Linked DNA regions of Mus musculus: regions 2, 3 and 4 are each linked to region 1. Evidence: chromatin loops called from intact Hi-C (ENCODE). Cell type or tissue: heart. All regions are shown on one strand. Region 1 has its middle 19 kb from the start of Tsku. Region 2 overlaps Acer3 (alkaline ceramidase 3). Region 3 overlaps Capn5 (calpain 5). Region 4 overlaps B3gnt6 (UDP-GlcNAc:betaGal beta-1,3-N-acetylglucosaminyltransferase 6 (core 3 synthase)).

Region 1 (8,000 bases):
CCTCTGTGATGGGCAAGGGCTCAGGATGTCTGGGTGAGCCTACAGGGAGGACATGCACTGTTTCATGGGGCCAAAGAGGCACCTGCCACACTGCCAAGGGCTGTCACCTAGGAATGCTTTCTAAGGTGCAGACTGGAACAGAGGAGGCAAGATGGCAAAGCACACAAGGAAGGTGGCAGAAAGACAGGACCACATCCCTCCCTGTACTGCCTCTTGACTGTCAATGAGATGTCCTCATCAGACTAGTGTCCTGGTCTTCACAGCCTGGCCTTCACACCCACTTTGAATCCCAGCTGAACCTATGACTTCGATTAGGACAATGCGATTTTTATTTTGTTTCATCTTTTTTTCAAAGTTTACATTTTTAATATATGCTTATATGGATGCACACACACCAGAGGACACTTTGCAAGAGTTCATTCTCTCCATTCACACATGGTTCCCGAGGATGGTGCTCAGGCTGGCAAACTTGGAGACAAGCACCTTTACCCTCTGAGCCATTTTGACAGCCCATGGTTTGTTGTTTGAAATAGGGTCTCACCGTATAACTTACTCATTCTAGCCTGGAGTTCACTTCAGGCTCCCGAGTGCTGGGAGTATAGGCATATAATACCACACCCAGAACTGGAAGATGTACTTTAAATACAGGATAATGTAGAAGGCGGCCCATGTTAAACCTATCTTGTTTTATTTCCTTATTTATTTTAAACTTTTAATTTTTGTGGTACAAGGGAATTGAACCTAGAGTCTTACATCTTCCAGGCAAACTCTTCACCACGGATAGACATACACACATATATATTTCCCCCCTCAGCATAAGGCCTAAGTCTTAAGAGGATCTGGTTTGCTGCCATGGGAGCTCTGATGTGCCTTGTACAAAGTCTACCGAGAGCATGTAGAAAGCCCCCAAGACTACATGAAGAGAAAGAGAAGCTTCAGTCTCTCTCCCAGCAAGTTGAAGACCCTAGCTGACTCCACTCATACTAATGCCGGCCAAAGCAGACCAGTCAATCAGCTGAGCCCTGCCCCGCTGCCAAATCAACAGCAGATAACATGACGGTTACTCTAGGCCAATTCAACCCGTGCTGAATTAGCAGGATTCATAGTGAATTCAACCCATATGACAGCCCCCACAGGTCCCCAGCCTGCTGCCACATTCCTGCCCTCCTGTTAAGGTAGCCATGGGAAAAGGGTGGCTGAAGATACAAAGAAAATTCGAGATGAAAAAGATGTAGTCTTGGAATACTGCTATTTCAAGAGCCCTGCCTGGCTGGTGTTTAAAGTGTTCCATGAGCCCATGCAGCCAGAGGCTCACCTCTACTTGCAGGTTTGTATTACATCGCCCCTGCCCGGCCCTGCCTGTCTCCACTCCCTGCCGGGCTGACCCAAGTTCACTGTTCTGTTTGGGTGTCTTTACCCTCCCCTGGAGGCTTTCTCATACCCAGGGACTTCTGAGGAGTGAGAACAGAGTAGGGGAGCCTGTGGGAACCCAGGGGCTCCAGGCAGAGTTCTTCCCACAGATGTGAGGAAAGTCACACTTGGATCGAGCCCTAAATATTCTCTGTCACACAGATAGTAATTCCCTCAGCTTGCCCCACACCCTGTAACCCTGTGAGAGTGACCTGTGAGGCTGGAGGAAGGGGTTGTAGACAGACAGGCATCTGGCAGGGATCTGGGTTCTGAGTATGTTCAGGGGTGGCTCTAGACAGACCTTCCCTTTGCTGCTGTGTGAAAGAAGACGGCTAGGGGGCGGCAGAGGGGTGCAGGGGAGTGAGTGCCTCTCTGTCTTCACACCTCCAGCCTGATCAGTTTCTATCTGCCCTGCTTCAGCTTCCATGTCACCCCCTTCCAGCAGGGAGATGCTTTTTGTTTGTTTATATGTTGAGACAGGGTTTCTTTGTGCATCCCTGGCTGTCCTGGAATTCACTCTATAGATCAGGATGGCCTCGAACTCACAGAAATCCACCTGCCTCTGCCTCCCCATTGATTAAAGGTATGCATAGTCCTGGAGTGTATTTGTCAGATATACTGAGGACAGCAACAGTAACAGATATACTGTTACTAAATCCCTAAAGCAGTGATTCAGGTCATGAGTCTTTAGGGCTCTAATGATCCTTTCACAGGGATCACCCTAAACCATCAAAAACATGAACATTTATATTACTATTTATAATAATAGCAACAAAGTAATTTATGATTGGGGATCCCCACAGCATGAGGAACACTATTAAAGGGGTTGCAGCATTGGGAAGATTGAGAACCATTGCCCTGGGGTCCTTAATCCCCAGACTTGGGCCTGATACATAGGCCGATTGTGGCATACATATCTGGTGCATTAATAATTAAGTCAGTTACTGGTGGTTAGGTCTAGAGTAGTTGTTGGTATTCTGTCTGGATTCCACCCCCACAGTTACCTGGCAACAGCAAGGTAGCCCAGTCCACTATAAAAGGGGCTGCTTGCCCCCTCCTCTCTCTCTTACTCCTGCTTCCCTCTTGCTTCTCTCCTACCCTCTTGTTCCCCCTCTCTCTGCATTCCCTTCCTCCCTCTCTCCACGTGGCCATGGTGGGTCTCTGCTTCTCTGCTCTCTCCTCTCTGCCTTTCTCTGTCTCTGCTGCTCTCTTAACTCCCCTCCCCATTCCCTGAATAAACTCTATTCTGTGCTGTACCGTCGTGTGACTGGTCCCTCAGGGGGAAGGGATGCCTTGGCATGGGCCCGCCGAGGCACCCCCTTCCCCCACACCTCACCACACCACCTTAGATCATATATTAATATCTCTTTATCTTTTTATGATCACAATAGTTAAGTAGCTTTCTGGGTGTACACTTCAAGTTGTATTTCAAGCTCAGGGCAGAAACCAGTTTTCACAGGGCTGGAGAAATGATTCCATAGTTGATAGTGCTTCCTGCTCTTACAGAGGACCTGAGGTTGGTCCCCAGCTCCCAAGTCAAATGCTTCACCGCTACCTATAACTCCAGTTCCAGGGCATCCTATGTCTTCTTCTGGCCCTCGTGGTACCTTACACATGCACATACACACATACACATAAATAAAAAGAAATCTAAACAATAAAAGAAAGAGGGTTCAGAGAGATGGCTCAGTGGTTTAGTGCGCGCGTGTTGCTTTTGCAAAGGACCAGGGATTCCTTGCACCTCTATGGTGGTTCACAACCACCCAGAACTCCATTTCTGGATGATGCTATGCCCTCTTCTGACTTTAGTGGTCACCAAACATGCATGTGGTACAGACACATTCATGTAGGCAAAATACACATAAAATGAATAAATCTACAAAGCATGGACACCTACAAAGATGAGTACAAATAAATGAAAGAAACCAGATTTTGCTGTTTCTGGTGTGGAGGCCCTGCCCTGCCCTCCTTCTCTCCCTTTCTCCAGGACAGATGCCAGAGCCTCAGGCAGCAAGTGTGCCCCACCGTCTGGAGGTGGGCTAGGACAGTTGACCCCAGTGAACTTCCCCTATGGTTTTCTAGCCCCTTGACCTACGCCCACTCTGCTCTCCCTTCTTACTGATGATGAGAGTGCCCCAAGTGCCCCCATCCATGGCCCCATGGGCTCAGAGGGGTCTCTCCCTCAAGCTGCAGGAAACATCTTCCTCCCCTGCATGATTTCAATCGTGTTAGCCAAGCGAGGAGCTCAGGCCCACGTTTGCTCCTTCTGGGAGGTCTATGCCCCAGCTTGGGGGTGTGAGCAGCTGAAGTGCAAAGGATAATCCCAGAGTACTAGAAAGACCCGGAAACCATCTTATTTTCCCAAGTGTCTCACAGTTTAGCTTTAGGATTACATAATCTTTAAACTTTCACATGGGTGGGTGTGGTGGGTGTGGTTCAGGTCTTAGAACAAGCAGATCCAGATGGATTCTACTGCATAGCTGATACTGGAGTTTACAAAAGGATCTTACACATTTGAAAGCAGGGCAGGGATGTATGTCACAAGCCCCCCTCCAAACTGCCCTCTTTTCTCTCCTCTTAGAACGATTTGTGTTGACATGGAAAAGAAAAGAAAAGAAAAGAAAAGAAAAGAAAAGAAAAGAAAAGAAAAGAAAAGAAAAAGGAAAGGGAAGGGAAAGAAAAGAAAAGAAAAGAAAAGAAAAAAAGATGAGAGAAGAGAAGAGAGGAGAGGGGGGTGTCAGGGAGGAGAGGAGAGGAGAGGAGAGGAGAGGAGAGGAGAGGAGAGGAGAGGAGAGGAGAGGAGAGGAGAGGAGAGGAGAGGAGAGGAGAGATAGAGGGGGCTAAGATGATGTTGTAGCTGACAGGCTGGCCCAAAGGACCGGCAGGAGGCTAATTCACGAGGGGTAACCACTTTCTCTAGTGGACCTGTGAGAGATGACAAGAAAAATAAAACTCGAAGTCAAAGGCGACAGAATTCTAAGAGTGACAAGTGGATTAAGGAAGAAGGAGGGGTGGGTTGTGAGGAGGCGGGAAAGGGGGCTCAGCTCAGTTCTCCGTGGGTTTGGACGCCTCCCCTATCTGCCTCCAAAGCCTTGCATCTAGCAGAGACCCTACACATCGTCTTGGGGCACCCCGGGATAGGCTAAACTCAGCCCTGACCCATAGCCTCCCATGAAGGAGCCCCAGGCCAGCAACACAAGAAAGCAAAGTGACTGCGTAGTCAGGCCCCGGACTTCAGTTCCGAGGGTCTGACGGGGCGGAACTAAGAGCTTCCGGCTAAGCTTGTCATGGAGTTAATGCCCGGCAGGTGGCGCTGGGATTCCTACTCTGGTGGAAGCTCCTGGGCTTCTATTTCCTGCTTCCTTCCTGGACTCCTACTGACAGAAGCAACAAGTGAGTTGGAGGATGCTACAGGTCCGGAGCAGAGGGCAAATTCAGAAGCACGTATCTGATGACCAGAATTTTTCACGGTTACCAGGAACTCCATTCTCTTCACATAGTCCCCTCTGCTACAAGAACTTTCCTGCTCTCTGTTTCATAGAATTGAAAAATATTAATCCAGGTTCCCTAATAAATAGGGTTTTTGTTTTGTTCTGTTATTTTGTTTTAGAGTTTCCTATGTCCAAACCCAGGGATAGGTACTGAGGAAAGATCAGCGACTAAAGTCTCTGATGTTCGAGATGTTGGCACCTAGTTGGGAAGGGACAGCCCACACACACTGGACATGTTAAACAAGACCACACTACATACTGCCACAAGGTACAGAAGCAATAGATCAGTGTTCATAGGAGAGAATCGGGTCTCCGCGCTCTTACCTCTGAGCTGAGGTCTGAATGGAGGCCAAGCGAGGCCTGCAGGGACACTTCCCAGGGGAAACTCAGATGCCTCGCCCGTGAGAAAGGGACAGTGGGCAGGTGTGCAGTGTAAAGCCAACAGGGCAAGGACAGAGGCCTCGGCTGCCCGGGAGGCTACACTGTGGGGGTGTGCATCCCACCCCACCCCCACTGCAGAGGCAGCAGCTCAGCCATCTGAAGGATGGCCTGGACACACAAAGATCACTGCTGTGTGAGTACAGAACTGGCCAGAGCTGCCAGAGAGGAAGTCATTACCATCAACTGTGACGATGGCAGCTCGGTGGTAAAGATGTCAATGAGAATGAATGTAAAGGGTTTGAACTGTTTCTGGAGTTAAAAAACAAAACAAAACAAAACAAAACAAAACAAAACAAAACAAAGAGCAAAAAGCAAGCGAAGGAACAAACAACAAAATCCCTATCAACAAAAAGGAGTCTGATGAATCCAGCCCTGCGATGGCTTCCTTCTTGCTTTATCAGAGAGATAAGAAACGGAGCAGAGGGAGAAAACAGTTTGGCCAGGTCCCATAACTGATTAGTGATAAAATCTGGGCTTAAAGAGCATTGCTGTCTGCCACCCGTAGAGGGTTGTTTAAAGACTTGACTCAAAGCAAAGGATGGAAACCAGAGAGTAAGCTGCCCAGGCACTGATACAAGCTTAACATCAAACCCAGAGACCCTTTGCAAAGCGTTACCAAGGTAACCAGGTACTGCCCTCAGCATAGGCTCTACTGCTCCTTCAACTCTGGGAGCATCTCCATAAGGAGCATTGGTGAGACCCTGGCACTTAAGTTCTTTTGACTGTCTGTCCCCTGTGTCCCCTACACACACAGCCATTCCCTATCCTGACTCACTAGGGTTGGGTGTTGACAATTAGGGGCACTAATGAAACAAACACCACATCTCCAAAATTCGGGAAGAAACTGAGCAAGGAAAACGAATTAAAAGGGACCCTGGTAAGCAGTGTGCTTGTTACTTCTCTTGCTATTTTCCTTTCCTTCATCTCTGCCCCCCTTCCTCTCTGCCCCCTCCCTTCCTCCATGCCCCCTTTCTCTCCCCCCCACCCCTGCACACCCCTCCTCACCTTCCTTCCTTCCTTTCTTTCTTTCTTTCTTTCTTTCTTTCTTTCTTTCTTTCTTTCTTTCTTTCTTTCTTTCTTTCTTTCTTTTTTGTTTTTTGAGACAGGGTTTCTCTGTGTAGCCCTGGATGTCCTGGAACTCACTTTGTAGACCAGGCTGGCCTCGAACTCAGAAATCCTCCTGCCTCTGCCTCCCAAGTGCTGGGATTAAAGGCATGTGCCACCACCGCCCAGCTACCTTCTTTCTTTTGAACCTGTCTCTGTGTAGTCCTAGTTAGCCTGGAACTCACTATGTAGACTAGCCTGGCCTTGAACTCACAGAGATTCAATGTTTACCTTCCAAGAGCTGGGATTAAAAGTGTGGGTTGCTATATCTGGCCCTGTTTCATTTTGTTTCATTTCCTTCCTTCCTTCCTCCCTTCCTCCCTCCCTCCCTTCCTTCCTTCCTTCCTTCCTTCCTTCCTTCCTTCCTGTTTGTCTTTATCTTCTTTCCTATTAATGTTTTAGGTGAGCACAAAAGGCAGTGTGTTTGGTTGCAGCATCTTCATACATACCTGCCATCGCACTTTGTTCTTGTCTCCCCTCCCCCACTACCCACCCAAGTTCTTCCCCTGCCCTCTAACTGATTTCCTTCCTTCTCCAAGTTAGTCCTTCTTCTGCTTTCTTAAGACTTTCCATTACCCTCCCAACTTCCCATCTCCCTTCAGAGCCCTTCCTCTTCTCTCATGACCCCTTTCTGGTTTTATGACCTGTACTTATATAGATACATGTATATAAACACACACACACACACACACACACACACACACACACACGTCATTTTAAATCTTACTTCCATTTATAAGAGAAAACAAACGTGTGGTGTTGGCATGCCTACTGCAAAGTAATTGCACTTCTATAGTAGGTTTTGATTTTCCCAAAAGCCTTGTGAAGAAGCAACATTGTTAGCACTGTTGGCTCCCTATGGATGAGGCCACCCACAGTCTGAGGGGGAGCTAAGATGATCTAGGGCAGTGGTATCCACCTTCCTAATGCTGTGACCCTTTAATATAGTTCCTCATGTTATGGTGAGCCCCCAACCATAAAATTACCTTCATTGTTACTTCATAACTGTAATTTTGTCACTTTCATGGTGTAAATATCTGTGGTTTCTGATGGTCTTAGATGGCCTCTGTGAAAGGATCATTTGACCCCCCAAAAGGTCATGACCCACACACCAAGAGAGAGGAGAGAGCAGAAGTCTGGTCCCTGAAATTATCCTTCTGGTGTGGTACGTGGGAAGATGGGGAAGGGGGAAGGAGATGGGGTCTCAGAGGGTTGCTGGGAATCAGGATTCCCCTGCAGCGGCCTATGACACTTGTTCCCAGTAAAGAAACACAAGGTCTCACACTGGACATCCCAACAGCAGTGTTTTCCCTGGACTTTTAGGAAGTCCTCCCTAACTGGAGGTGAGAGGAGGCTGTTCCAGGTCCAGACAGCAAGAGGACAAACCAGTGCAGCTCTGCTAAAGAGCAGTTCCATAACCGGAAGTTAAACGACAACAGTAGTTCCACTTCCAAAACGCTTCCCTTGGGCCTGAGATGGCCTGATGACCTGAAGTGGTGACTGGGAAGAGCCACCTCCTGAGAGCTGTCCTCTGGCCTCCACACATGCACATGG
Region 2 (8,000 bases), 52 kb after region 1:
GTCTTGCTATGTATCCCTTGCTGAACTTCTGTTTAGCCCTCACTGACTTGAAATTGTGGCAGTCTTCCTTCCTTAGCCTCTAAGTGCTGGGGTGCAGCTGTGTCACCACACCTGCCTAATAGATGCTTCTTTTTATTTTTTCATAGCTAAATACTTTTAATTGGAATATTTAGGACATAAAGTAAATCTATATTTTTCTTGTATTAGAAACTACCAGACTTTCTTTTTAAGACAGCATCTGCTGGCCTTCCTGGCCCCTGGGAATACAGTCATGTGCCTCCATGCCTGATTTAGAATACATCATCTGGTCCACAGCATTGTCAGTGCTTTGCTTCAGCTAATTTCATTTTAATCATTCTGGTGAGCATATACTCACCTATCATTTATCTAGTTTATTTATTCTTAGGTATTCAATCTTTTCCACTTGTTCACACTACTCTTTTCAGAATTGGTATTCACATATATGTTATACATCTGTGTCTCTTTCATTGTTCATATTGTTCTATGAGAGATAATAATTAATTATCTTTTGAAAATTTGAAGTTTGGTTTATTTGGCAATAAGTAACTGAAAATAGTGTTTGAAGTTTAGTTTGAAATTTAATTTTCTTATTGTGTAAACTTGTTATGCCAAATTATACCATGACTTTTAAGACTTAGAAGTTGAGACTAAAAAATAAGAACAAAGTTTAGTACTTTCATAAGCTGTTTTATCTTTCTAGAATTTTACAAGCATCCTTTTAGTGATCTCTATAATATATGCATAATAATCAAAAGAGCTATTTTACTCACTGAAAGTGTGTAAGTAGCTTAAAGTTGAAATAATTTATTTGGGGGGCTGGCAACAATTGTTGACTCATCCTAGAGGTGAACTGTTAGCTCTTAGGTATGTTCTCTAATTTCTCACAACAGTCTGCTTTTAACAGTGGTGACTGAGTAGATTAGAAGAGCAAAGAAGAACTCCAGAATTAGAAATAGTAAAATTGTGGTATTATCGCTGACTCTATACACATTGATAAGCTTGAATTATTAACTCTTTACCTCTATGACATGTCATCTCTTTCCTCTGGTAATCACTAAGACCTGAAGTCTGCTTTCTTTGATGCTAGTGTAATCACCTAGCTTTTTCAAAGTTTATGTTGGCATTGCTCTTCTCTCCTTCCTTTTAATTTTTAATCTATCTGTAAATTTATACATGTAAAGCACTTCTATAGGATTTACAGTTTACTCTTTATGTTCATTTTTTGTTAGTTTAACAATTTCTTCTTATTTTAATTTTTGGTTTATGATATAAACATCTTTCTTTATAGTCCAGGATGGCTTTGAACTCAGGATGCTCTTGTCTCAGCCTTCTGTATACTGGGATTATAAGCATGAGCCCCCATACCTGGTTTAAATCCGTCTTTTCATTGGCATACATTGTCTGTTTATAGGTAATGTTAGTAGGATTTGGTTATTATCTTTTTTACTGTCTTCTGCATTTGTCCTTTGCCTTTTCTCATTATTTTCCTGTTGTCTTTTGAATTAATTTAGCTATGTGTTTATCTGGCATTTTAGCTGGTCTAGTAGCTGCTCTGTTATCTCTCTTTACTATTGCTTTAGGGGTTGCTCTCACAGGCATGTTCAGCCCTTTGCTAGTATTAGATGTGTCATCCAAAAAGTTTACACTAATAAGTTACAAAACAAAACAAAACAAAACAAAACAACAACAACAACAAACCGATACAAAACAAATGAACAAAGACAATCTTTTAAGGGACTTGTAAAATGGCTCAGGTACAAGTCTTCCTGCACAAGCCCGGCTACCTCAGTTCAATCTCCTAGACCTACATAAATGTGGGAAGAGAGATCTGACTCCAGTTGTCCTCTGGCCTCCACACATGTGTTATGGGCATTCACCCTCCCTCCCTCCCTCCCTCCCTCCCTCCCTCCCTCCCTCTCTCCCTCTCTACCCCTCTCTCTCCCTCTCTCCCTCTCTTTTCTTTTTAAATTTCATATAGATGTGAATAGGTAGTTCCTTAAGGATATCAGATAATCCCAGACCTAGTGCTAATTCCTGAAACGATCCAAGGCCTCAGTCTTATTCTACTATGAACATTGCATCTCACCCTTCTGTGGTACCCAAACAGGCAAATCATGCCCTTCCCCTTGCTCTCTTGGGGCAATTTTAACCTGGTTACCATATTGGTTTTTAATTTCCTTTGGTGTCACATTCCTCAGAAGTATCTTGAGTTTTAATATTGTTTAAGAATATATTCATTAAGCCCAGTGATAGCACATACCTTTAATTCCAGCATTGGGGAGGCAGGAGCAGGCAGACTGGCCTCTGTGAGTTTGAAAACAGCCTGGTCTACATAAGTCATTAGCCAGGGCTATATAGACTACTTTAACCAGGTCTATATAGCAATACCTTGTCTTGGGAACAAAAACAAAACAAAGAATATATTTATTGAAAATTTCCAACATGTTTGCATATTTGTAGTGCAAGGATTTTTGGGCTGTCTTTCAAATATTGCTGATAGCTATTTTCTCTTAACCAAGAATTTATATATTTTAAAACTAGCAGTTTTATTGAATGTAAATAAGTGAATAGATATTTGAGATAAGAAAGCCATTTAGGTAGTAGTTTACTGGATTTCAGCCATATAGCTTTGTAAGTCTGCTGATTTTTCTAAATTATTCAGAAAAGCATAGTTTTTTTTCTTTTCTTCTTTCTGTCTTTTTTCCAAACATGCTCTGAGCTTCCCCACCAATTTGGGCTTCCTTACTCTATAAAGCTATCCTTTCTGTCATGTGTTTGACCTTCATGCCAACTTAAACTGCATGGCTTTATTTTCCTTCTCACCTTCAATCTTTTCCTCCAGACAGCTTCTGAGGTTTACAGGTTGCCTACTCTGAGGGCTTTTCCTTTAAACCTTAATGAAATTATTCCTGAGCTTAAAAAAATAACCATTAAGCAGTATTGGCCTAATAGGAGTATAGTGTTGAGAGGTATGACATAGGAACACTTTATAATCTGCCTTTGCTTCCTTCTAATGTGATCTCAGTTCTGTAAACACTTGTACTCTATGTGATGCTGCTGTCACTTTCTTTTTCTTTCTTTTTTTTATTAATTTTTTTATTAGGTATTTTCCTCATTTACATTTCCAAAAGTCCCCAATACTTTCCCCCCCCACTCCCCTACCCACCCACTCCCACTTTTTGGCCCTGGCGTTCCCATGTACTGGGGCATATAAAGTTTGCAAGTCCAATGGGCCTCTCTTTCCAGTGATGGCCGCCTAGGCCATCTTTTGATACATATGCAGCTAGAGTCAAGAGCTCCGGGGTACTGGTTAGTTCATATTGTTGTTCCACCTATAGGGTTGCAGATCCCTTTAGCTCCTTGGGTTCTTTCTCTAGCTCCTCCATTGGGGGCCCTGTGATCCATCCAATAGCTGACTGTGAGCATCCACTTCTGTGTTTGCTAGGCCCCGGCATAGTCTCACAAGAGACAGCTATATCTGGGTCCTTTCAGCAAAATCTTGCTAGTGTATGCAATGGTGTCAGCGTTTGGACGCTGATTATGGGATGGATCCCTGGATATGGCAGTCTTTAGATGGTCCATCCTTTCTTCACAGCTCTAAACTTTATCTCTGTAACTCTTTCCATGGGTGTTTTGTTCCCAATTCTAAGAAGGGGCACAGTGTCCACACTTTGGTCTTCGTTCTTCTTGAGTTTGATGCGTTTAACAAATTGTATCTTATATCTTGGGTATCCTAAGTTTTTGGGCTAATATCCACTTATCAGTGAGTACATATTGTGTGAGTTCCTTTGTGATTGTGTTACCTCACTCAGGATGATGCCCTCCAGGTCCATCCACTTGCCTAGGAATTTCATAAATTCATTCCTTTTAATAGCTGAGTAGTACTCCATTGTGTAAATGTACCACATTTTCTGTATCCATTCCTCTGTTGAGGGGCATCTGGGTTCTTTGCTGTTACTTTCTTAAACAGAGCATAGCTTCATTGTTTTGTGTACTTGTTTAAATGGTTCTTTCTATTGGTATCTCCTGCTTTATCCTGCCACTCCCTCTCCTCTACTTGATTAATTCAGACTTATTTTGACTTTTTTTCTAAATTTAAAATTATTTTAGGTTTTGAAAAATCTTTTTGGGTTTGGAGAGATGGCTGAGTGGTTAAGAGCACTGGCGGCTCTTCCTGAGTTCAATTCCCAGCAACCACATGGTGGCTCATGACCATCTATAAAGGGATCTGATGCCCTCTTTTGGCGTGCACGTGTACATGCAGCAGAGCATTCACATACATAAAAATAATTAAGATTTTATTATAAGGAAGCACCCTCTTAGAGGCCAAGGGTAGAGGGGTGGGGGGCTCATTGGAGGGGGAACAGGGAAGGGAGATAACATTTGAAATGTAAATAAATAAATAAATAAATAAGTAAAAAACAAAACACTGAAACCATCTGATGGAGATCTTTTTTGGTGATAAGATTAAAAAAGTTTTCACTTCTAGAGAATTAAATAATTCCAAGTTTGTCTCAGTGTTGGTAATAATCTTTTTCTTTTGTGCTTGTTTTTTGTTTTACCTTTTATTTCTTTAAGCATTATAAAATGCTCACTTATATTTTAATTTTTTCATCTTTTATTAATTCTTCACTTACCTTTTTGTTGATACCCCCTTTTCCAAATATATTTTTTATGTGTGTGTGTGTGAGAGTTTGAATGTATACCACATGACTGCTGGTGCTGGTGAAGACCAGGAAGTGTTGGATCCTCTGGAGCTGGAGTTACAGGCAGTGTTGAGCTACCCACTGTGGGTGCTGGGAATCAAAATTAGGTCTTCTGGAAGAGCAGCCTGTGTTCTTAACAGCTGAGCCATCACTCCTGCCCCTGTTTGGTTGATTCTTTTGTTTAGTTTATGTATGTTGCTCAGCAGTATTATATATTTTTTCTCCCACTTATATACTGAGGTGTAAACTTTAAAAATGTAAAAAAGGATATAAAGCAAAAGGGGGAATGATTTGTTTGCTTTTTAAAAAATAGATTAATTTTGTTTTGTGTGTGAGTGTTTTGCCTGCATGTATGTCTGTGTACACTGTGTGCTTGATGCCCATGGAGGTCAAAGAAGGCATCAGATCCTCTGCAATTGGAGTTACAAATTGTTGTAAACCACCATGTAGGTGTTGGGAACCAAATCTGAGTCTTCTTCAAGAGCAACAAGTACTCTTAACCTCTGTACCATTTCTCCAGCTTCAACAAATGATTCTTTATAGCAGTGACGAATTCTTTAACAGTATAATTTTTTAAAATTATAAGGCATATAAGTAAATACATTTTAGAAGTATAGGTAAGTTCAGGTTTATATATACATATAGTTTGCTTGCCCTTAACAATTATTAGTACAGAGTAACACTTGTTATTTTGAATCTTCTGTATTTCATTTCCTTTGTTTTTCATCCGGTGGGATAGGAAGAACATAATTTGTCTTTGACATGAGGTTAAGTCCACATATTTCATTCTAACAGCTATACTACACAGAGCAATTTATATACTTTCTATGGGGATCAAGTTCTCTGGTAAGTAAAATAAGGATAATAACACCCAACCTACAGATGGCATTTTATATCTAATGATGTCATATAAGTCAGTTACTGTTGTGATTCCAAAAATATAAAAGATTGTTTCTGTTTCTTTTGTTTTAATCTGTTTTTTTTAAATTCTATTTATTTCAAGCAAAATGTGAAATTCAGTATTTAGATCGTAACTTATTATGTGTGTTTGATACTGTTGCTCTACTTGGATCACAGAAAAACCTCTGTTTGGTGCCATGTCTCACTCAACTTGGCCGATCCATTCTGTTGTCTGTGGTTTTCTGTCAAGCAGTTGTCCCAGACCTTAAGCTGACACTTGGGCAATAAATGCATACCTTAGGGGGAAAAATGTCTTGTTCCAGTGAAAGTTGGTCCAGAAATTCTGATAGAAGTAGTTTAGTTTATTTGAGAGATTTGAGAATTAAAAAAACAAAACAAAACTTACGTGTATATTTTTCAGTTTTTTTTTCTCTAGTACTTAGGAATCAGATTTAAATTAAATACCTTTTAAGGACTTAGTTAAGTAAATTCATAATCCTATATTTTTACCTAGTACTCTTTTAAAATTAATACTTAGCTGCTTATACTGTTGAAGACTGAAACTTTGCTACACATAAACAACCAGTTACACATTTTCAAAGGAATTTCACAGCTTATTTTCTGTATAACTATATCTAAATATAATTTTTTGGTTTTGTTATTCATATTTACAAGGAAGCTGACTAAAAGAATTATTTCATTTGTTACATAACTTGAAAAATGTTTGAAATATATTGACTATTAGTAGAATGGTAATTGTACTTACTTGAATACATTTATAATGAAAGTTTGTAGTCATCAATTATGAAGAGAATCCAATCTTTACTAAAATATTTAACTTTATTTTAAAATTCTAAATTAATAGGTTTTCTAAATAAAGTAAGTAAAGGCTTACTGAGTTTATTTTTTTTATTTTCTAGATTAACAACTATACACACATACACAAAATCCAGAATGATATAAGAAAAAATAGTTCATAGAATGGAATTAGAAAAGATATCTTAAGATTAAAAAATATATGTATATGTGTATGAATTTGTTTGTACACATGAATGCAGTGCTTGCCAGAGACTAAAAGAGGGCATTGTGTGCCCTGGAGCTGGAGTTACAGGTGGTTGTTAGCCACTTGACATGGTATTAGAAACCAAATTCAGGTCCTCTGCAAGAGCAGTACAGTTTCTTAACAACCACTGAGCCATCTCTCCAGCCCTAAGAATAGAGATTTTATAATCAATATCCTTGTTTGTGAATCCTGACTTTTCCTTGATGTTCTTTTGTTTGTTTTTTGAGACAGGGTTTCTTTGTGTAGCCCTGGCCATCCTGGATCTTGGTCTGTAGACTAGGCTGGCTAGTCTTGAATTCAGAGATTCATCTGCTTCTGCCTCTTAAGTGTTGGGATTAAAGGTATGCGTCACCTTACCTGGAAGAGATATTTTATATAAGACAAGTTGTGCTGGGCCTGGAGCGAATAGGGGTCAAAGCGAGTTGGGGTCGGAGCAAGCAGCAAGCGGGGCCAGAGCAAGTGGGAGAAAGGGAAGGGGGAAAAAAAAAGAAAAGAAAAGTTGCTTAATTTTTCTTTAGTTGTCTGTAGCTGTCATACTGGATTATCAATTATCTTACTGGTTTAGATAAATAATGACTTCCATAGATGCTAAAGTAGCATATAAATGTTGGTTAATGGTCCACAAGTTTACTATAAATTTAGAATATGGTTTTGTACTCTGGAGGCAGAGGCAGGTAGATATTTGTGAAGTTGCAGACTAACCCCAGATCTACATAATGAGACCCTGTGTAAAAAAAGTCTTCACTGTCTTTGAAATTCAAATTATCTTCCTTTTTGCTTAGGAACTGAAAGTTATTTATTTTATTCTAAAAAATGTCTGTTTTACTAAAAACATTACTCAGTGCAATGCCTAAACCCTGTGCTCATAAATTATAGAGTGAAGGGATGAAGAAAGATAGTCTCTTAGCACCATTATATATTGTCATTAAAAACTACCTTTTAATTTATAAATATACATAGACTCATTATCATAGAATGTGTTACCTTAAACCCACAAGAGTTATAGTGGCGATATCATGTATGTAATTATTTCAGATTTGGAAGCAGTATAGTACAATTAATAAACACAGTCTTAGAATTGAATCTACACCTGCATTTTCATTAGCTGAACAACCATAGACAAGTCATTTTTTTCTTTTGATCTTCATTGTCTTTACTAAATGAATCCTCTCGTACATTTATCCACTTAGAGAATTGCTTCAGAAAGAGAGTATCAGTGGTGGTGAATATATTTATTATAAATGAGGAAACAGCATAAGATGTAGACACTTTTTGTTTTATAAGAATATGAGCTGGTTACATGACCTACT
Region 3 (8,000 bases), 190 kb after region 1:
ACATGTAGTCCTGAACAAAGTGTCCCCTTCTCTGGGCCACAGTTGCTCATCTTTAAGTGGGGGAGAATAATTCGTGTAGAGAAAGGTTTCTGGAAGTTGAGATACTGGAGGAGTCGGACACCCGGAAGCAGCAACAATCTACCACAACAAGCTACTGGCATCTTTCTTGCCAGCTCCATGATGGGGAGCCAGCCAGAGCTGGCCTGGTATCCTGTCGTTCACTCTGCAGGGGTGTCAGGTCTCACTCTCTTTTTGTATCCATCTTACTTCCTTCTTTCCTGTACAGGGAATATCTGCCGCCTCCCTCACTGCTGGTTAGAGGAGGCGATGTGGGTGGGGACCTCTGGGGAGCTAGGGATGTGGGCAGAAACCTCTTCTGGTTCTCAGGCTAGGGCAATCGCTGTCTAGCCCCCCCTCTTACCCCGCGCTTTCTGTCTTCCCTATGTCTGGACATCAGCTTGGGCTCTCTGGATAGAATGCATCAGGGTAGGTGGGAACCCTATGAGCATTTGTCAGTTGTGCAACTCCTAGCTTTCCTTGAGGAAGCCTGGTGCCCCACTAGGCAGCCATCTAAGGGATTTATGCTCATTTGGGAAAAGCTGCTACTCTCGAGTGCTGGCCATTTGTCCTGCTGAAGGAAGGCTTCTGCTCTGCCTAAAACTGACACTCTTGGGTGGTCCCTGTCTGCATAGAGCACCAGGGAAGGTCCTGGCATTAGAGGGGACAGAGGAGACAAGGGATGGATTCCTGAAGAAGGAGATGAGGGAGGGAGGCGGGGCAATTGCAGAGGAGACACCAGTTTCTTGATTTTTCTGTTATGTCCCAGGCAAAGTTCCTGCAGTGGCCTTTCCCTCTGCGGTCGTAGGTTCAGGAGTGGGCAGAGGGAAAGAAGGTGGTGTGCCCCACAGGTGCAGCTGTGTGCACAGCAGCACAGCTCTTACGACCCTCACCTTCCTGGTTGTGTTCCTGGCTCTGTACCAGCTGAAAACCTGAATTTCTTGTCGAGCCAGGAGGGGCGTGGCTCAGGCCCGGTCAGATCTGGACCAGCTGGTCTAACCAGCTGAGGTGACTGCAGGTTCAGAAGAAGCCAGTGACCTGGAGATGTGTTGGTCAGAGGAGCAGCGGTACCCCAGCCGTGTGTGTGTGTGTGTGTGTGTGTGTGTGTGTGTGTGTGTGTGTGTGTGTGTGTGTTTCAGTGCAGGGCTCACAGCAGGCCCTGTACAGTCTGGTCTAGGGCACTTTGTCATTCCTCCATGTTCTATTGGTAGCTTCTGTCTCCAACTTGCTTCCCTGTGCCAAATACCTCCCTCCCCAGGGAGCTCACTGGCAGGTAGAGGACTGTCTTAGTTGGGGCTTTACTGCTGTGAACAGACGCCATGACAAGGCAACTCTTATAAGGACAATGTTTAATTGGGGCTGACTTACAGGTTCAGGGGTGCAGTCCATTATCATCCATGGCAGCAGAAGGAGCTGAGAGTTCTACATCTTCATCTGAAGGCTGCTAGTGGAAGACTGGCTTCCAGGCAGCTAGGAGGAGGGTCTTGAAGCCCACACCCACGGTGACACACCTACTCCCACAGGGCCACACCTTCTAATAGTGCCACTCCCTGTGCCAAGCATACACAAACCATCACTAGGACCTACAGGCAGAGTAGGTGCCCAGTGTCTCAGGTCCAGCTTATATTTACCAAACAATCAGAACCAGGAAGAAGGAGCTGACCAAAAGAAATAGATTCATTTACAGATTTGGCCTTGCTCGCCCTGCAGAGTTACACTTCATAGTAAGAAGAAACAAAAGCCAGGACATCTGAATATGCAGATGAGTTGTCTGGCAGGAGACCTGAATATGCAGATGAGTCAGTTGTCTGACTGGTGAGACTAGGAGCTCTTTCCTGGGAGCTGCCTTATCTCTAGGGACTTTCTTCTGTAGCCAGAGGGATTTCCTGGAATAAAGAATGTTTCAGAGCCGCCATTAGAAAGCCGATGTGGGCAGGGCTGGAAGGTGCTTGGGTAGCCTGGCATCAAGGCAGGGTGTGTGTGCTCGTGTGCATGTGTGTATTTGTATATAAGTGTATGTGTGTGTGTATATAAGTGTAGGGTGTGTGTATGTGTGTGTGTGTGTGTATAAGTGTAGGGTGTGTGTATGTGTGTGTGTGTGTGTGTATATAAGTGTAGGGTGTGTGTATGTGTGTGTGTATATAAGTGTAGGGTGTGTGTATGTGTGTGTGTGTATAAGTGTAGGGTGTGTGTATGTGTGTGTGTATATAAGTGTAGGGTGTGTGTGGTGTATATATAAGTGTATAGGGCATTATATGTGTATAGGGGTGTGCATATATGTGTAGGGTGTGTGTATGTGTGTGTGTAGGATGTGTGTATAACTGTATGTGTGTATGGGTGTGTGGCGGGGAGGGCAGTTTTCCTTCTGGCTGTGGCTAGAGCCTGATTTCATCTTCAGGGCACTTGAGGGTCCTTGTCCCAAGCTCCTGCCCACTGCCTTCCCCACTTCAGCTCTGAAGATGCCACCTTCCTGACAGCCTCTCTGGTCTCATGGGTCTCATGCTGTCACAACTCCATTCTCCTGGAGGCTCAGGCCTTGCCTGCTCTTTCCAGCAGCCTGCCTGTAGTGGGGCCTGTCCCTAGCTCACTGTGGTCAGCCAGTGATTCAGGAAAGGTAAACTCTGGTCCTGAGAATCCTTGGCTTAGAGCGGTGGACAGGGCTTAGACATCTTGCCCTCCTTGGTCCTGTGGACACGCAAGGAAGGGTGATATTTCATCATTCCTAGGACCCAGCACACCTAGACAGAGGCCGTAGAGCAGACCGCCACATTTGAATCTTGGTTCATCCTGCTCTGTGGCCCTGCACAAGTGGCCTTGTTCCTCTGTCCCTTGTTGTCCTTGTCTGTGACAGAGCTACCAGTAGAACCCTGTCCTCAGGCAGGGTCCTCCTGCCCCCGCAGGGATCAGTTCTTAGAGCTGTTTTTGTGATGTTTTCTCAGAGGTAACTCAAGGTAGCGGACAAATCCCAGGTGCCATCAAAGTCGGGATGTGTCCTAGGTTAGAGCTGACCACCCTGTGAGGCTTCAGATGCAAGCAGAGTGCTCAGTGTGGCATAGAAGCTGGATTCTGGAATCCCATCTCTCCCAGACTTCTTTCCAAGGCCGGGGTGGGCATGGCAGAAGGGTGTTCTGGGACCCAGAGCCAGGCTGGTACAGCTGTGTAGTGGCAGGGAGAGCCCAGGCTGGGAGCCCAGCCAACCTCCTCTGCCCTGTCTGCTCATTCAGTTGTGCCTGACCTTGGGCATCTCTGCCTCATCTGGAGCAGGGGTCCTGTCAGTCACGGGACACTGATTGGGAGGTCCTGAGGTAGACAAGTGCCTTGATGTCATCTCCCTCTGTAGCCCTAGAGACAGCGGGTGCCCTGGCTGTGAAGCCCCTCCCCCATCCTTCCTTCTTTTGCGGGGGGGGGGGGGGGGGAAGGGTGGGGGAGTGAGGCACTGCAGAGACACCCCTCTCTCAGGCTGAAAAGCCAAGCGGGTGCAGTTGGCTGGAAGATAAGATTAGGAGGAAGCAGGGCTGCTGGAGCTCAGCTTCCGGCCTGAGCTTCCTGAGAGTGGCCATGGGGACAAGAAGCAGGCTCCCTGACTGGGTTTCTTCTGATCAAAGATAGCAGGACACAGACCAGTGCCTTGGAGGATCCACCATGCAGCTTGCCCTGGCTCCCCAGCTAGAAGTCTTCTCAGCTACTGTCCTTGGGGGAATTGCTCATCCTGGCCCTGTCATTCTGGTTTTTTGTTTTCTGGGCAGATGTGTCCCAAACACCATATCGAGATTACAGCATCCCACTTTTTTCCCCCTGCAGAGTCCCGCACCTCCTTCTGTGGAGGCCACACATAGCCCTGTAGGACCAGCATTTAAGGACTTGGTACAGAGAGGATGAGCAATGGCCTGTTTTTGCACATCTTCAGCAAGGGCATGCAGGCAGGAATTGAGTTCTGCCTTCTAGGATCTCCTGCCCTCTGCTGGCTGCCTGCGTGTGACAGCAGAGCCCAGAAACAAACGTAGTGACTCCCAAACGGGCTTCTAGCTCCCATTATGTGCTGGAGACATTGGGGTGTGGCTTTTCCTGGGGGGTGAGAGAGAGGGGGGACTGACAGATCAAGGAAAGGGCCCTGCCTTAGGCCACCCTAGGGGAACCAGTGAGTTTATGGGCTGCTCACAGGACCACTCAGGCCTTTGCCACTAGGAAGTAAACTGCTTTGTAGTGGTGGAGAGGGTCTCAGGGTGGGAGGAGAGAGGGGCTCCCAGTGTGGTGCTTCGCAGCTGTACCTGGTCCTTGCACCACGAGGGGCTGGTTTCCCATCCTCCACCCTGCAAATGCAGGAGCACAGAGGTGTTCAGACGTGTGTCCAAATCTCTGAGACATAAAGGAAAGTGTAATATAATGACATCTTTTTACAGAGGTTGGCAGGTTCTCTGAAGGTCTGCCGCATCCGGTTCAGGAAAACGCAAATTGATCTGGGGCTCATCAGTTAAGAGAATATTAAAAATCAGAGTAAAACAAACAAACAAACAAACATCAGTTAAGAGAATATTAAAAATCAAGAGTAAAACAAACAAACAAACAAACAAACGAACGAACAAACAAACACCTCCTGGGCCATACAATGTGACGGGATTCCACTGCTTGTCTGGTTGTTCCTTTTAAAGAGCAAGGATGGGGGCCACCTCTGAGTTTGATCCCTGAGGCCCATGTGAAGGTGGAAGGACCAGGGCACGCATGTGCTCCCGCACACATGCACATCAGACATGTCCACACAGGAATGATGCTAAGTTAATTAAAGACTCCACCTTATTTTGGATCTCTGTCACCCAGACTCATTTTCCATGAGCCATCTGACTTTTTATTTATTTATTTAGCTCCTCATAACCTGGCTACTGAAAGGGCTTTAGACAAAGTGATAGAGTTGAGATTTCCCACCTCAGTAGTCTCTTCATTTTTCCCAGCCACACATGGCTGCCTTTACAAGTCGGATCTCAGTGCAGGGTGAGTCCCCGCAGTACACCCACCCCTACCCTCTTACAGGAGAGAAATGTATAAGCCAAATCTGGAGTGGGTGTTAATTACAACCTACTCAGAACAAGGTTAATATCAATATTTTTCAACTTCAGGGTTCCGTTTCCTGACTCACTCGTTACTCCCACCCACCCCCATATATTCCGAGGTTGCTATGAATCAAGGTATATGTGACTCCACCATCTGTTAAAACTCAAAAATTCCGTATATCAGCGGGAAAGCAAAGAATCCACAGCTCATTGTGGGGCCTCAGGTTGCTCCGCCCAGCCCTTACTGCAGGGAATTCCCATGCCAAGTCACCCCCTTCCCCTACAGAAGTGGGTGCCCTGGGCTCACCTGCATCTCCCTAACATTCACCCCTTTGCTGAGCAGTTGTTCAGGCTTGAAGCCTTCCAGGAGTTTCCAAACACAAATTTGACTTTGGCTCATTTTTGTCCTTTAGGCAGGCTGGTTTCCTCTGGGCAGACAACTCAGCCACAGCTGCTTGTCCTGTCACTCTCAGCCAGGGTCACACAGCTGTCACCGCAGCTTCTTAACAACCCGTCCCATGTGTGCTTCTTTCAGTGACTGCGGTATTAGTCTTTAGCCAGTCCATCAGCTGTTTTGGAGGACCCCGGGGTTCCCATGTGGTGGGTCCCATACAACAAGGATACCATCCCTCACCGTATAGCATGGGTGTGCTAAGGAATGATGCTGAGTTCATTAATTTAATATCATTTAATTTAAAACTTTCAATGCTTAATTTAAAATAAAATATTAAACAAAATTAAGAATTAAAAATTAGCCGGGCGGTGGTGGCACACGCCTTTAAACCCAGCACTCGGGAGGCAAAGGCAGGCGGATTTCTGAGTTCGAGGCCAGCCTGGTCTACAGAGTGAGTTCCAGGACAGCCAGGGCTACACAGAGAAACCCTGTCTCGAAAAAAAAAAAGAATTAAAAATCAATTTAAGGGTTAAACTATTTTAACTTTTTAATTTCTTATCACATAGAGGCTTATTACCCTGGGATTTTTCCTGGGGGTGTGCCTCAGCCTGAATTTCCCTGGCCCTAGAAAGCTCAGCCTCGGTTGTAGTGTCTGAAGGCCCTCAGCTAGGGGGCGTGTCACTCCAGAATGTGTTCCTACAGATGCTCTACCCTGATCTGTCTGTGGTTCTCTCTTCTGTTTAGATGCCACTGATTTTGTGACTTTTTTCTGGCAGGTATGAAGGCATTTCTATCCACCCCTGACAGAGAGAGCAGGGGCAGATCAAAGAAAGGGTTTTGTCCAAGCCAAACTCAGAACCAGTGAGTTTGTTGGAGTTACAGGGGCAGGGGCCATTCATAGGCAGCTCCCAGGACTCTCATCCCCAGTCAACTCTTTCCTTAGGGAGCAGCAGTTACAACATCAGGACTCGGGGTGGGGAGCCTCAGGAAGATCCTGGGGTGACCTCTCAGGGTCTCTGATGCTCATGAGGCTGGTGAACACCTCCCCTGGCCCCTGCCCAAGGGAATGCAAATAGTCCCAGCTCATGGGTCACCGCAGCTGCTTCAATATGGAGATGATCTTGCCAAGCCCGGAGGGAGCAGCTCTATCACAGGCATCCATCCACTCAACCTCTCATCTGTGAAATGGGCAGAGTGCTCAGTTCTCAGGGCCAGCAGGCTTGGATCATGGTGCCAGCACTATATCTGAGTTATAACGCTGTGTCTTGGTGTGCCCGGTCCCCCACCTTCTCACCTCCTCAACTCAGCTCTGGGGGAGCTAGGCACTGATGGAGAGGAGGCTTGGGTGGGCCTGCTGAAGGCCGACACACTCACAGCTCTGGGAAGACTTAACCTGGGCAGGGAAGGGACCCCTCACACCCAGCCCTGCAGGAGCCTGGCCCACATGGAAGTATTAGGCTCTGAGGCTTCTGTGACTGTATGTAACTCCCTTAGGCTATTTGCTCTCTCAGAGATCCAGCCAGAATCTGTCTCCAGGCCCGGCAGGGTGTCAGGCCTTGTGGGAGACGGAGAGCTACAATTTCAGTTTGTGTCTCTCAGTGCAGAAGCCAAAGCGGTAAATTTCCCACCCCGCAACCGTCCCCTGGGGGCCTTTATGGGCCGCCCTGGAGAGTGAGCCAAGCTTCCAGGAACTGGGGGGAGGGCAGGACCTGAGTGCTGCCAGACTCCTCCCAGCCGCTGCCCTAGACTGGGTCCCAGCATGTCCTATGCCCCTGCAGCCATACCTTCTGGTCTCCGTAGAAAAATCCAAAGGATTTCTGGCCCATTCGAGCATCCAGGTATCCTGTGCTCTGACAAGTCCCTGTTCTTCTCTGGGCTTCCACTCCTCATCCTTAGAATACAGTAGCAACCCCGTCACCGCCCAAAGCTCTTCCCTCCTTTTGTGATCACCATGAGTCCTTTTGGAGGATTGTCACTTGACTGCACTGTGGTTGGTCTCTGGGGAGACCAGGTGGTCAGACAGGGAGATCCACGCAAGGCAAGAAGATGGTGGCCCAGGGTGCAGCACTCTGAGGTCCTTCCTCGGCCACCACTCCTCAGCACACCTTAGTGGAAAGAAGTTTCAGAAAGCTGGATTGAGGGGTCAGTTGGCCTCACCCCTGCCTTTTGTAGGGGAGGGGCTGGTAAGCCTCCACAGGGCCAGCTGTCCTTTTCCTGCCTCGGAGGAGCACCTGCTCCCTCAGTTCCTCATGTTACTCCCCTCCATCTCTGCAGGATATCTGCGACGATCCCCGGCTCTTCGTAGATGGCATCAGCTCCCATGACCTGCACCAGGGCCAGGTGGGCAACTGCTGGTTTGTGGCTGCCTGCTCATCACTGGCCTCCCGAGAGTCACTCTGGCAGAAGGTGAGGCCTGGGGACAGGAGGGTGCGGGGGGTTAATCAAATAGCCCACGGCTCTCACTACCCAACGGGTGTGGCATCAGTGAGGAGTGTGGCTTCCTG
Region 4 (8,000 bases), 150 kb after region 1:
GGGGAATGATTGACAGTTTGCCTGCCCTCCTTTGACTGCCAGTGAAGCTTTCTCAGGGTTTCACCTCTTCCAAGTGTACCACAAGAAGGGTAATAAAGGCAGGTGAGATCAGTGCAGGTTAGCAAACGGCACAGGACAAAATTCCAGGGCAGGAAGAGGCATTTCAGATGGCCAGGTGAGAGAGCAAAGTTCAAAGTTTACTCTTACCGCCTCAAACAGGGAGTGGCCGCTGGCCGTTCCTGTAGGAAAGTGTCTTAGTCAATGTTATCATTGCTGTGATGAAACATCATGACCAAAAGCAACTTGGGGAAGAAAGGGTTTGGCTTACATACTATTGTCCTCTCAGCCTGTGCTGGATCCAGCTGGACAGAGATGGAGAGGAAAGGATATACCAGCGAGAAATGTAGAATGCAGACATCAACAGATTGTGGGGAGGAGATACTATTTGAGCAAAAGGGGGAATAGTGGTACCATGGACAGAGAAAGGCTGGGCGGAAGCTCGCCGCAAGGCAGGGACTGACTCTGAACACGTGTCTGTCATCCTGGGTAACATCTAGGGGTATCCATTAGCCATGATACACACAGCTGTGAAGGTGAACACACTCTCAGCTTGGGAGACCTAAGACGTTCACTGTCCTCAGGAATTTGGACCCCACCTCACCCCCATTCCTTATTCTGTTTTAGTTCAGTTTATTCTCCTGCCGCAGCCTGAGCCACCCTATCCAGTTTATATAGTGTGGGGTACACAAACCAGGACCTCTTTCATGCTAGATAATATTATACCAACGGAACCAGGCCCTGTTGTTTTGTTTTGTTTTGTCTTGTTGGGATTTTTGGTTGGTTAGTCGGTTGGGTTATGGTTGGTTGGTTAGTTGGTTTTTAAAGCAAGGTCTCAGTTTGGCCTTGAACTCACTATGTATCAAAGCATGATCTGAAATCTGAATCCTCCTGCCTCTTCCTTCGTTCTCATGTGCTAAGAGACTACAGGCCTAATTCAGATTCTGGGAGAGACCTGATAGGAATAAGGAAGGATTCCTCTGGTTTAAAAGACTCATCTATGACTCCCCTCCCCCCACCCCCCACAGATGGCTTTGCCCAGCAGCCGCAGGTTCAAGAGTCCCACGACACTGGCTTTCTTTCTAGTGGGTGTGACTTTAGTGGTGCTGAATCAGTGGTTCCTCCAGGAACACAGGCAGGAGAAAGCCAAGGGTCCTGTGGCCACTCGCCGGTCTTTGGCAGCTGTGGTACAGCGTTCGCCGCTCTTCCAGGTGCCCCCCTGCGTGGCCAACGCCTCCGCGAACCTCCTGACTGGCTTCCAGCTGCTGCCTGCTAGGATCCAAGACTTCCTGCGCTACCGCCACTGCCGCCGCTTTCCGCAACTGTGGGACGCGCCGCCCAAGTGCGCGGGCCCCCGCGGCGTCTTCTTGCTGCTGGCCGTGAAGTCGTCGCCTGCGCACTACGAGCGGCGCGAGCTGATCCGGCGCACGTGGGGCCAGGAGCGCAGCTACAGCGGCCGGCAGGTGCTTCGCCTCTTCCTGGTGGGGACCTCCCCTCCCGAGGAGGCGGCTCGCGAGCCTCAGCTGGCCGATCTGCTGAGCCTGGAGGCGCGCGAGTACGGCGATGTGCTGCAGTGGGACTTCAGTGACACCTTCCTCAACCTCACACTCAAGCACCTGCACCTGCTGGACTGGACAGCGGAGCACTGCCCGGGCGTGAGCTTCCTGCTCAGCTGCGACGACGACGTCTTCGTGCACACGGCCAACGTACTGAGCTTCCTAGAGGTGCAGTCGCCCGAGCACCACCTCTTCACCGGGCAGCTCATGGTTGGTTCTGTGCCTGTTCGCGAAAGCGGGAGCAAGTACTTCGTGCCCCCACAGATCTTCCCGGGCGTAGCCTACCCTGCGTACTGCAGCGGCGGCGGCTTCCTTCTGTCCCGCTACACAGTCCGCAACCTGCGCAGCGCGGCACACCACGTCCCGCTCTTCCCCATCGACGATGCCTACATGGGCATGTGTCTGCAGCAGGCCGGCCTGGCGCCCAGCAGCCACCAGGGCATCCGGCCCTTCGGCGTGCAGCTGCCCAATGTGCAGCGCTTATCCTTGGATCCCTGCATGTACCGCGAGCTGCTGCTGGTGCACCGCTTCGCGCCTTATGAGATGCTGCTCATGTGGAAGGCGCTGCACAACCCAGCGCTGCACTGTAGCCACAAACAGGTTGCAGGATCTCCCACGGCCGGAGAACAGAACCCCGATGCACACTGATGTCCCCTTGAGGACGGATCTGGAAACACATGTTCCTGACCTCAACTTCAGGGGTTCTGGTTCTATTGCTCAAGAGTGGCTTCAAACATGTAGGTGGCGTTTTTCTTGTTTTAAGCCGACTCCAAGGCCTCTGGGCTGGGGCTATCTATCTGTTCATCCTCACACAGCAGCCTTTCAGGGCATCTGTCTTCTATCTTCCATTCTTCGTGGGCAGCAAGAGAGGCATGGCGGCCAAGATCAATGTCAGCTTTCAAGTGCAGCGCTGTTCAGAGGTCAGTTTACATTCAGAACTAAAGGGGTGTCTGGCAGCCTCGCTTCTACCATGCTCCAGGGCTCTTGTGAAGTCAGTAAAAAGCAAAGGCCCTTAAGGGCAGCAGAGGGAAGACCTTCACAGCCATTTTTCTGTAGCACTGTGAAGTCCCAGTAGCTACAGCCTTGCCTCCCCAGTGCTTTAGGAAGTGCACGTTTGAGTGGACAGTGGCCATCTGTGAGAACATTATATTAGTTTCCTGTTGCTGCTATAACAAATCTTCATTAACTCTCGAAGCCTAGGAACAAGCCCGCGTATCCTGTAGTTCTCCGACAACACAGGTCTCACCACCGGGTTAATGTCAAGATGCTGGTAAAACTGCTTTCTTTCCTAGTATTCTATGGGGGAGAACCCCCCCCCATTCCCTAGCTTCTAGAGGGAGAGGTTCTTCACCTTCAAAACCAGAAATTGCTACATTTCCCTACAGCCAAATCTCTCTCTGACTCTTCTTTTTCCTCCATCCTCAACTCTCCTTCCCTGGAGTTAAAACCTGGGTCCACCTGACAGTCCAGACTTAGCTTCCCGTCTGTTTGTGGAGACAGACTCAGGTAGCCCAGGCTGCCCTGAAACTTTGTAGTCAAGCATCATCCTGAATTCCGGAACCTCCTGCCTTCACCTCCCCAAGGGTGGACTGTAGATTTGTCTCCATGCCCAGCTAATCTCTTCATGTTGTAAAGCCAGATCACTAGGTATATTATTGATCATCATGTCGTTCACATGTAACCTAATTTAGTCACAGGTTTCAGAGATCAGGGTGTGGACATCTTTGGAGGACCATTGGTTCTGTCTTCCATGATGCCACACATAAATGTGTGAGATAAACGATAATAAATGAAGGAAATGAACACATGACAAACGTGCTTTCTTCTCAACAATCAGTCCTGATGCCAGCGCTTATCGAGGACAATTGAGCATCATTAATTCCGAATCCCCTGCTTTGATGCCTTGTTCTCAGTTCCCTGGCAGAAGGTTGTCTCCATTTTGGGGGTAAAGGTATTAAGATTCTGGCATTCCGTGTTTAGGAAGGTGAGAAGGCAGCAGATTTAGGTCTGCTATGTAACTCTGGGGCCTGCTCACTCGTCTCTGAGGCTGGATTACTCTAGTGTCCAAGAACAGGAAAGGCCACTGGGTCCAGGGAACCCCAGCACCACCTGAAGTCACCTGGAAGAACAAGCATATCTTTCAGGTTTGGCCTTCTGGCCCATGTGCCGCCAGGGGGCACACCTGACCCACGGTCCGTCTCTCCTTGGTGGCGCTAGGCTGGACAACTGGGCTGAGGTGTCCGGGTGGCCAATTCCAAGCGGAGTCCAGAAAGGCATGGGGCACCAGGCTTTGTTAGACTAGTGGCTGGGAGCCGGATCATACCTGGTATCACCCGCCCTCACTCCGCACCCAGTACCCTCAGGGAAAGGCCACACTTGGGTGCCCCGACTCCTTTGAAAAGCCTAACATAATCTGACTTCCCAGGAACCTAAGGACTTGGAAAAAGAAAGACGTTCTTGACTCACGACGATAGATTAAAAAATCCTACGTAAGTATGATATCCCCTAGAAGGGTGTGGTGATACATGCCAAAACCCCAGCCCTCCCGAGGCTGAGGTGCAGGGCCCCGAGTTCTAAGCCTGGGCTAAAACTACTACAAGACCCTGTTCAAAAGGAGAGGAAAAAGACAAGCCTAGGCTTCCCTGGAGTTCATGTTGAGTTGAGAAAGGCTTTGGAATACTGATTTTTTTTTTCTGCCACTGGCTCCCAATTCCTGGGGTTATAAATGAGCTCCACCATAACCCCCAAAATTATTTTTAAAGTTTCAGAAGTTAGGGCTGGAAAGATGGCTCAGCAGTTAAAGACACTTGAGTTCATTCATCCAAACAGCAGTTATACACAAATAATGTGTGAGGATGGGGGGGAGGGGGGTTGTTGTGTCTTAGAAGGGACAGGAATGGTGGTTCCATGCTTAAGAGGTTATACAGCTATAAGACCAGGGTTCAGTTCCCAGAACCTACATGGTGGCTTAAAAACCATCTAGAATTCCTGTTCTTGGATCTAATGCTGTCCTCTGGTTTGGGGGATCACTAAGGTTATGTGATGTTCATTACTCACTCAGGTACATACACAATTTTAATTTTGTTAAGCCTCGGAAGTTTACAGCGAAATCAAATTAACACCCTCTTTTTAAAATATGTATTTATCTAAGACATGATCTCTCGAGGCCCAGGCTTGCCCACAATTGGCTTCCTAGCTGAGAATGGCCCCAAATTCCTCATCTCCTGCCCTGGAATTCCAAGTGCTGCTTTTCTAGGTCTTTCTATAAGGATTTCACCCTTGGAATAAAGTTCTTACATGATGTAATCATACTTTTAAAAAAATCAATATATTGCTTAATTTCATATAAAATTTAAACAAAAGAAAAACACATTAAAGTAAGTATAGCTTGGGCATATCAAATTTTTTTCTCTACATATTCCAAAACATTCCTTTAGGGGGCAGAATACCTTCTTGAGAACTGTTAGACTGCACAGAGACTCACACACAGATAGATAATTGATTAAATTAGTAAGAAAATACATCCTTTTCCAGATGCAAAACAATTATGTAATAAATGTAGTTTCGATATCAAGACATCAAGAAAAGCTTGCTATTGCTTTGTGGATGTCCCTTTGTTTTGGTTTCATTTGTTTATTTCAGTGTTTTGAAACAGGGTCTTGCCCTGTTGTCCAGACTGGTCCCAAACTCATGCTTTGTAAGCCCAGTGCTCAAGCTGAGGCAGGAGGATTGCCTAAAGTCTAGGCCAGTCTGGGTTACAGAGCAAGTCTCCAAAAACAAAACAAAACAAAACATTGTAAAACGTCAGTATAATAAAATCCAATGTACTTGGGACTGAGTTCAAGAAGACACAGACAAAAGCAGTAATATGATTTAAGATGTCTTTAAATATGTAAATTAACGTCTAGAGACAGCATGTCTTCAGGTAACAGCTAAATCCCTGATTCACTGGATTCTTGGCGCCAGAAACAGGAACTATCAGACTGCTGTGGTATCCGTGCGGTGCGGCTAGGGTGAGGACTGATGTCCAGGTAGAGAAGAGACTTCTTCAAGATCACAAGGGTCTACAGAGCATCAGGGACTAAGTACCCCGTCTCCTGCCTGTTCCTGAGCTCTGAGCCCCAACACCTGCTGGTTTTTCACCCCCTGAACAGAGAGCTGCAGAGGCCAGAGGCCAGCCTGAAGCTGGCAGGAGGAGACAGACAGCAGTTTGGTTGTTTGTTATCTTTATAGTGTCTGCTACTGGACTGGCCCTCCCTTCGCCCTATAGGGCTTGAGGAACTGCCAATCTTCAGCATTAAATCAACATCCTAACAATGTCTTCCAGAGAAAGGCCCCTCCTCCATCCTGCGACAGTCATTTCAAACTAATCCTGGCTACTGTAGGCTGCCTGCCCCCAGCTTGCACCCCACCCACCTGTGAATGACAAACAGCTTCCCTCAGTGCAAAAGAGATCTTTCCAGATTGACCTCAGTGCTCCCACAGATGCTGATGTGCTCCCAAGGATGCAGAGGACATCAGTTTTCAAAATATCCTTGCTCTTTATTCTTGCCCTCAAGACTTATAAGCAGAGTGAAGACTGAGTGAGATTTTCCCATGGCCCTTGGCTGCTGGGGCAGGGGGCTAAGCTGAAGCAAAAGGAAGGATGGAGATAGGGGGGAGATGGTGACCAGGAAGCCCCACCTATAGAAGGAAGAAGAGGAGGGGTCTAAGACCCCTCAGGATTGGGAGGGACTTGGGGCCTTGTCAGGATGGGTGGGAGGAAGTGTCCTTGGGTTTCAAGTAAGGTAAAATTAATTCCTAAAAGGTGGGCATAATGTGAGGGGAGACTCTGGAAGCTCATGAGGGATATAGAAGTCCCTGACACACACATCTGCCCCAGAGATGGGAACAGTTGCCAGTTTGCTTGGGACTCCAAAGAGCAGGATCCCTGATACCAGCTCACCTTTATGTCCCAGGGACCCAGTGTTGTGAACTAGTTAATACTTTATCCAGTGTCTTTGGCTTTCCATTTGTGGGACTTAAAGGCTTCCTCTTTGAGTAAGCTTTACTATCCCTAACCCTCAAGTGACACCAGATCCACTGTCAGCCATTAAGGCCCACGTGGATACCCTCGGCACCCCATAAGCCACTTGATTCTAGTACTGAGCAACTCACACAGAGCAGTGTCAGAGTCCAGACTAGAGAGACACTGTGGACGCTTTTGCCTGCCAAAGACAGGGACATGGATAGGAGTCCCCACTCCAGTGTGGCCTATCTCAGCACTTTGAGAAGCAGTGTGTGAGTTCTTCAGGAGTTAAACATCACTGCCAGGGTGTGGTGTACACACCTGGTACACAATTGCCATATTAGCACTTGAGAGGCTGAGGCAGGAGACAGAGTTCAAGGTCAGACAGTGCTACACAGGTGGACTCTTAAAATAACAAATAAGGGGGCTGAGGAGATGGTTCAGCGGTTAAGACACTGACTGTTTTTCCAGAAGTCCTGAGTTCAATTCCCAGCAACCATGTGGTGGCTTAGGCTATCTATAAAGAGATCTGATGCCCCTTCGGGCATGCAGGTATACATCCATACAGAACATTTATGTATCAAAAAAAAAAAAAAAACCCAAATAAACCAAATAAAATCCAAGCAGGTGTGGCAGCGCATAGATGTAATCCCAACTGTTGGGCGGGGAAGCAGGAGAGCCAGAGTTCAGTGCCTCTCTCAGCTACATGGAAAATTTAAAGTTATAGTAGACTATATACATGAAACCCTGACTCAGCATATAAAGGACTTGCTACCAAACCTGATGACAGTTCAGTCCCTGGGTCCTATATGGCAGAAGGAGAAAACCAATTCTTGTAAGTTGGCCTTTGACCTCCAGACTTGTCCCCCACCATATAGAATTTTTAAAAGTATTTTCTTTATGTTTAAATTTTATATGTACAAGTGTTTCATCTGTGTATATGTTTGTGCACTACAGACCTAAACAACTGATCTTAGGTTGAATGTGTTGGTGGTTGGGGAGACAGCTCAGCAGTTAAGAGCACTGGCTGCTCTTTGCAGAGGACCTGGGTTGAATTCCCAGCACCTAGCTCAGAACTATCTATAACTCCAGTTTCAGGGGATCTAACACTGTCTTCTGGCCTCCAAAGGCACAAGGCATTCATGCGTTTCACAGACATACATGTAGGCAAAACACCCATACACATAAAATAATAATTAAAAACAGATAAGTAAACATCAAAATCAAGTGTGTGACACTGTGGCTGTGGTCCGTTGTCATGTGAGGACATGGGCTTGCCATGCTGAGGCTGTGGTCCGTTGTCATGTGAGGACATGGGCTTGCCATGCTGAGGCTGTGGTCCGTTGTCATGTGAGGACATGGGCTTGCCATGCTGAGGC

The links. A loop is a pair of places that touch in the nucleus more often than their neighbours do. Peaks named below come from ENCODE experiments on the same cell type or tissue, not always from the same donor. Only the 100,000 strongest peaks of a DNase experiment are listed, where the experiment ranks them.
Region 2: a loop joins it to region 1, with 5 times the contacts of the local background. A loop is called at or near these places in 23 of 42 quality-filtered maps.
Region 3: a loop joins it to region 1, with 9 times the contacts of the local background. A loop is called at or near these places in 18 of 42 quality-filtered maps.
Region 4: a loop joins it to region 1, with 7 times the contacts of the local background. A loop is called at or near these places in 4 of 42 quality-filtered maps.

Annotation. Positions count from the first base shown.
Region 1 is chr7:98,338,302-98,346,301 of GRCm38, reverse strand. No RefSeq gene overlaps it. Among named protein-coding and RNA genes, the nearest start is that of Tsku, 19 kb to the left of the region's middle. In heart, CTCF peaks have their summits at 1,755 and 4,715 (motif pointing right); DNase peaks (open chromatin) are centred at 1,733, 4,701 and 5,335; H3K4me3 peaks cover 761 bases; H3K27ac peaks cover 944 bases; H3K27me3 peaks cover 939 bases.
Region 2 is chr7:98,286,035-98,294,034 of GRCm38, reverse strand. The region is part of intron 1 of Acer3 (alkaline ceramidase 3); the gene reads left to right. Among named protein-coding and RNA genes, the nearest start is that of Acer3, 20 kb to the left of the region's middle. In heart, a CTCF peak has its summit at 4,270 (motif pointing left); no DNase peak of the experiment used is centred here.
Region 3 is chr7:98,151,714-98,159,713 of GRCm38, reverse strand. It overlaps Capn5 (calpain 5), which reads left to right. Exons shown (of 13, transcript NM_007602.4): 3 at 7,771-7,902. Among named protein-coding and RNA genes, the nearest start is that of Omp, 10 kb to the right of the region's middle. In heart, CTCF peaks have their summits at 4,014 (motif pointing left) and 6,175; DNase peaks (open chromatin) are centred at 3,613, 4,003 and 7,113; H3K4me3 peaks cover 537 bases; H3K27ac peaks cover 4,077 bases.
Region 4 is chr7:98,187,837-98,195,836 of GRCm38, reverse strand. It overlaps B3gnt6 (UDP-GlcNAc:betaGal beta-1,3-N-acetylglucosaminyltransferase 6 (core 3 synthase)), which reads left to right. Exons shown (of 2, transcript NM_001081167.1): 2 at 1,086-3,422. The coding sequence starts at 1,086. The coding sequence ends at 2,261. Among named protein-coding and RNA genes, the nearest start is that of B3gnt6, 7.6 kb to the left of the region's middle. In heart, CTCF peaks have their summits at 2,272, 3,787 (motif pointing right) and 5,044; a DNase peak (open chromatin) is centred at 2,116; H3K4me3 peaks cover 1,399 bases; H3K27ac peaks cover 900 bases; H3K27me3 peaks cover 3,800 bases.